Regions from separate parts of the Homo sapiens genome. Here region 1 is linked to region 2. Evidence: read pairs that join two places in POLR2A ChIA-PET (ENCODE). Cell type or tissue: PC-9. All regions are shown on one strand. Links, peaks and the distances in the headings refer to the core of each region. The heading gives the core; the rest is flanking DNA.

Region 1 (2,918 bases), core at 275-2,774, 56 kb after region 2:
TGCAGTGAGCCAAGATCGTACCATTGCACCCCAGCCTGGGCAACAGAGCGAGACTCTGTCTCAAAATAAATAAATAAATAAAATTCTATTTCAGGGTTAATAGGTGCAGCAAACCACCATGGCACACATATACCTATGTAACAAACCCGCATGTTCTACACATGTATTCCATATTTTTATTATTTTTTTTTTGAGATAGAGTTTCGCTCTTGTTACCCAGGCTGGAGTGCAATGGCACAATCTCAGCTCATTGCAACCTCCACCTCCTAGGTTCAAGTGATTCTCCTGCCACAGCCTGCCAAGTAGCTGGGAGGCACCACCATGCCCAGCTAATTTTTGTATTTTTAGTAGAGATGGGGTTTCACTATGTTGATCAGGCTGACCTCGAACTCCTGACCTCAGGTGATCTGCCCACCTCGGCCTCCCAAAGTGCTGGGATTACAGGTGTGAGCCACCATGCCTGGCCTGTTTTTTTTTTTTTTTTTTTTTTTTTTGAAGAAATAAAAAAAAATTCTATTTCAATCCTGCTCTTTCTATGAGGATGTATTTTTAAAATCATTCTTATTAAGGTATAATTTACATACAATTAGAATGTCTTTTATAACTGTTCCTCCTCTCTCCACCATTCCCAGGATCTAATTTAGTTTTACACATTACATTTGACTGTTAGGTGTCTTTGGTTTCTTTTACTCCAGAGCAGTCTTTCCACCTTAAAAAACAAAACAAAACCAAAACCTGTAATTTCTGCTTACTAGCTTTTAAAAATTTATTGAGATTATAATTTACATACCATGAAATTACCTTTTTTGTGTGTGTGTGAGATGGAGTCTGTCTTTGTCACTCAGGCTGGAGTGCAGTGGCCTTGATCTTGGCTCACTGCAACCACCCCCTCCTGGATTCAAGTGATTCTCCCACCTCAGCCTCCCAAGTAGCTGGGATTACAGACGCCCACCTAATTTTTGCATTTTTAGTAGAGACGGGGTTTCACTATGTTGGCCAAGCTGGCCTCAAACTCATGACATCAGGTGATCCACCCATCTTGGCCTCCCAAAGTGCTGGGATTACAGGAGTGAGCCACTGCACCTGGCCAAAATTACCCTTTTTAAGAGCACAGTTCAATAATTTTCAGTTAGTTTTAGAGCATTCCATCACCCCAGTACAAGGCCTTGTTTCCATATGTGGTCAATCTTGCTTCAACTGCAGTCCCCTCACCACCTGGCAACTGCAAACATGCCTTCTGTCTCTATAGATTTGTTGTTTCTGGACTTTTTTTTTTTTTTTTTTTTAAGACAGGGTCTTGCTCTGTTACCCAGGCTAAAGTGCAATGGCACGAACATCATTCACTAACACCTTGACCTCCTGGGCTCAAGTGATCCTCCTGCCTCAGCCTCCCAAGTAGCTGGGACCACAGCTATGTACCACCACGTCTGGGTAATTTTTAAGTTTTTTGTAGAGAAGAGGTCTCATCACGTTGCCCAGGCTGGTCTCGATCTCTGGGCTCAAGCAGTCCTCCCACGTCTGTCTCTCAAAGTGCTGGGATTACAGGTGTGAGCCACTGGGCCTGGCTGGACTTTTACAGTGAATCATACACTGTGTGGTCTTTGCTCCTTCCCACTTTGTTTGTTTGTTTGTTTAGAGATGGAGTCTTGCTCTGTCACTCAACCTGGAGTGCAGTGGTGCAATATAACTCACTGAAGCCTCAAACTCCTGAACTCAGTGCAGGACTGGACTCCTGGACTTTATTTTTTTTTACTCCATGTTTTTCTTGTTTATTTGAATCAATGGTTCTGTATGAATGCAATTTTAGGAAATATAAATATTCATCTTAGGGGACTGGCTAAATCTCAGTCTCTTGAGTAGCTGGGATTACAGGTGCATGGCGACATTGTTTCCCTTAAGTGAAAATGATTTTTTTTTTTTTTTTGAGACGGAGTCTTGCTCTGTCACCCAGGCTGGAGTGCGGTGGCGCGATCTCGGCTCACTGCAAGCTCCGCCTCCCAGGTTCACGCCATTCTCCTGCCTCAGCCTCCCGAGTAGCTGGGACTACAGGCGCCCGCTACCAAGCCCGGCTAATTTTCTGTATTTTCAGTAGAGACGGGGTTTCACCTTGTTAGCCAGGATGGTCTCGATCTCCTGACCTCGTGATCCGCCCGCCTCGGCCTCCCAAAGTGCTGAGATTACAGGCGTGAGCCACCGCGCCCGGCCTCTTTTTTTTTTTTTTTTTTTAAGACAGAGTCTCACTCTGTCACCCAGGCTGGAGTGCAATGGGCGATCTTCACTCACTGCAACCTCCGCCTCCCAGGTTCAAGTAATTCTCCTTCCGCAGCCTCCCAAGTAGCTGGGATTAGAGGCTGATGCCACCACGCCCAGCTAATTTTTGTATTTTTAGTAGAGAGGGGGTTTCACGATGTTGTCCAGGTCGGTCTCGAACTCTTGAGTTCAAGTGATCCTCCAAACTCGGCCTCCCAAAGTGCTGGGATTACAGGCGTGAGCCACTGCGCCCAGCCGATGTTGACTCTTTTAAAAGTTCAGGACAGGCTGGGCGCAGTGGCTCACGCCTGTAATCCCAGCACTTTGGGAGGCTGAGGCAGGTGGATCACAAGGTCAGGAGATCGAGACCAACCTGGCCAACATGGTGAAACACTGTCTCTACTAAAATACAAAAAATTAGCCGGGGGTGGTGGCACGCACCTGTAGTCCCAGCTACTCAAGAGGCTGAGGCAGGGGAATCACTTGAACCTGGGAGGCAGATGCCACTGCACTCCAGCCTGGAGACAGAGCGAGACTGTGTATCAAAGAAAAAAAAAAAGTTCAGGACAGCTGGGCACGGTGGCTCACTCCTGTAATCCCAGCACTTTGGGAGGCCAAGGCAGGTAGATTGCTTGAGCTCATGAGTTGGAGACCAGCCTGGGCAACAT
Region 2 (2,918 bases), core at 311-2,810:
GTAGCTGCAAACTTGTTAGAAATTCTGGGCTTAGGCCCCAGCCCATCCTACTGACTTCAGGTGGGGCTGGGCAGCCTGTCATCACCAGCTGCGAGCTGGTTTTGATGTGCTGCAGTTGGGGAGCTGCTGCCCTAGGTGACCTAAAATGAGGCAGTGCTGCACAGAGTGCTGCCTGCACTTTGAGGCCTTTGACCACGGGCGGGGGAGGGGGCACATCTGCTTGCCTGCCAGATTCCCTCTCTGTTCTTGGGACAGCAAAGTGGCCAGCCAACCCAACCAGCTTTCTAGTGGGGAAAGATTGTCACAGCAGTTCTGCGGAGACAGAAGGCTGGTGGTAGCAGTTGTATTGTAATTAAACTTTTTATTTTGAAATTATTGGCTGGACACAGTGGTGCTCACCTCTAATCCCAGCACTTTGGGAGGCCGAGGTGGGTGGATCACTTGAGGTCAAGAGTTCAAGACCAGCCTGGCCAACATGGCGAAACTTCATCTCCACTAAAAATACAAAAATTAGCCAGGCATGGACTATGGTGGTGTACACCTGTAGTCCAGTTACTCAGGAGGCTGAGGCAGGAGAATCGCTTGAACCTGGGAGGTGGAGGTTGCAGTGAGCCTAGATCGTGCCACTGCACTCCAGCCTCGGTGAAAGAGCAAGATTCCATCTCAAAAAGAAAAAAAAAAAATTAAAGATTCATGTGCATTATAAGAAATGACACAGAGAGATTTATTCTGTCCTTTACCCAGTTTGCCCCAATGGTAACATCTTGGAAAACTAGTACAACATTGCACCAGGACACTACACTGATACAGTAAAGAGGTTACAGCCTGTTGCCTTCTATTTTTTTTTTTTGAGATGGAGTTTCACTCTTGCTGCCCAGGCTGGAGTGCAATGGTGCGATCGGCTCACTGCAACCTCCACCTCCTGGGTTCAAATGATTCTCCTGCCTCAGCCTCCTGAGTAGCTGGGATTACAGGCGCCCACCACTACGCCCGGTTAGTTTTTGCCCAGCTAATTCTTATGTTTTTAGTAGAGTTGGGGTTTCACCATGTTGGCCAGGCTGGTCTCGAACTCCTGACCTCAAATGATCTGCCCACTTCAGCCTCCCAAAGTGCTGGGATTACAGGCGTGAGCCACCGTGCCCAGCCTGTTGCCTTCTTATATTCACGCCCACCTTCCTCCTGCCAAAATTACAGAAATGGAGAAGAGATTAGTACCTTTCTCTTTACCCCCACATTTAACCCCTGGCAATCACCAATCTGTTCTCCATTTCCCTAATTTTGGTGTGTCAAGAATGCTAAATAAAGGAATCGTACACCGTGTAGCCTCTTGGGATTGGCTTTTTCCACCGAGCATTAATTCTCTGGAGATTCATCCAGGTTGTTGCATATATCAGTAGTTCATTCCTTTATATTGCATCCGGGCTATGGATGTACCACCGTTGATTTAACTCTTCATCCATTGAAGGACATCTGGGCTGTTTCCATTCCATAGCTCTTGCAAATAAAGCAGTTATAAACATTTGTGTACAGGTTTTTATGTGAACATAAGTTTTCATTTCTCTGAGATAAATGCGTACAAGTGCAGTTGCTGGGTCATAGTAGGGTAGCTGCTTGCTTAGTTCCATATGATACGGCCAGACTGTTTCCCAGAGTGGCTGTACATTTTACATTCCCACTAGTAATGTGTGAGAGATCCAGTTTCTCCTTGCCAGCATTTAGTGATGTCACTATTTTTTATTTTAGCCATTCTGATGGATGTATAGTGATATCTCACTGTGGTTTTAATTTGCATTTCCCCACTGACTAGTGATGCTGAGCATCTTTTCTTATGCTTATTTGCCATCTGTATATTCTCTTTGGCAAAGTGTCTCTTTATGTTTTTTGCTTATTTTCTAATTGGAGTTTTTAATTTTAATTTTTTTTTTTTTTAGTTTTGAGAATTCTTTTTTTGTTTTGTTTTGTTTTTTAAATCATGGTTCACTCTGTCATCCAGGCTAGAGTACAGTGGCATGATCATGTCTCACCCCAGCCTCCACCTTCTGGGGTCAAGTGATCCCTCCACTGCAGCCTCCTGAAAAGCTGGGACCACAGGTGCATGCCACCACGCCCAGCTAATTTTTAAATTTCTTGAGGAGTCGGGGGTCTCACTCTGTTGCCCAGACTGATCTTGAACTCCTGGGCTCAAGCAGTCCTCCTGCCTCGGCCTCCCAAAGTGCTGGGATTATAAGTGTGAGCCACTGTGCCTGGCTGAGAATTCTTTATATGTTCTAGATACTAGTCCTTTGTTGGATATGCAGCTTGCAAATATTTCTCCTGGCCTGTAACTTATCTTTTCATCCTCTTAGCAGGGCCTTTCCCGAAGGAAAAATTTTAATTTTGATGAAGTCCAGTTTATCAGTTTTTTTCTTTTATGGATCATGCCTTTGGTATCAGGTCTAAGAGCTCTTTGGCCTAGATCACAAAGATTTTCTCCTATATATTTTCCTGAATATTTTATAGATTTATGTTTTACAGTTAAATCTATAAACCATTTTGAGTTACTTTCTGTATAAGGTGTGAAGTTTAGGTGTTTTTTGTTTGTTGTTTTGATGCCCAGTTGCTCCATTGTCCCAGCACCATTGGTTGGAAAGGCTGTCCTTCCTCCTTTGAATTGCTCTCGCACCTTTGTCAGACATTGTTTGGGCCTATTTGTGCAAATCAATTTCAGATTCTCTGGTCTCGCCTGTTGGCCCATGGTTCTGTTCCCATGTTGGTACCACACAGTTTTGATTACCATATCTATATTCTAAGTCCTAAAATCTGTGTATGGCTGCTCAAGGCCCCACCCAGCAGTTCTGGGGAGGAGTTTCTGGCTGTTGGCAGGTTCCTCTGTCCCCCAACATCACTATTCCTGAGTCAGGCTATGGGACTGGGATTGC

The links. ChIA-PET counts read pairs that join two places held together with the same protein. Peaks named below come from ENCODE experiments on the same cell type or tissue, not always from the same donor. Only the 100,000 strongest peaks of a DNase experiment are listed, where the experiment ranks them.
Region 1: POLR2A ChIA-PET joins it to region 2 with 15 read pairs; 22 of 35 experiments call an interaction of 5 or more read pairs at or near these places.

Annotation. Positions count from the first base shown.
Region 1 is chr7:44,807,567-44,810,484 of GRCh38, forward strand. No RefSeq gene overlaps it. Among named protein-coding and RNA genes, the nearest start is that of PPIA, 12 kb to the left of the region's middle. In PC-9, for the core only: no CTCF peak of the experiment used is centred there; a DNase peak (open chromatin) is centred at 1,625.
Region 2 is chr7:44,751,297-44,754,214 of GRCh38, forward strand. All of the region lies in intron 1 of ZMIZ2 (zinc finger MIZ-type containing 2), which reads left to right. Among named protein-coding and RNA genes, the nearest start is that of ZMIZ2, 3.9 kb to the left of the region's middle. RefSeq lists an enhancer at 1-105. In PC-9, for the core only: no CTCF peak of the experiment used is centred there; no DNase peak of the experiment used is centred there.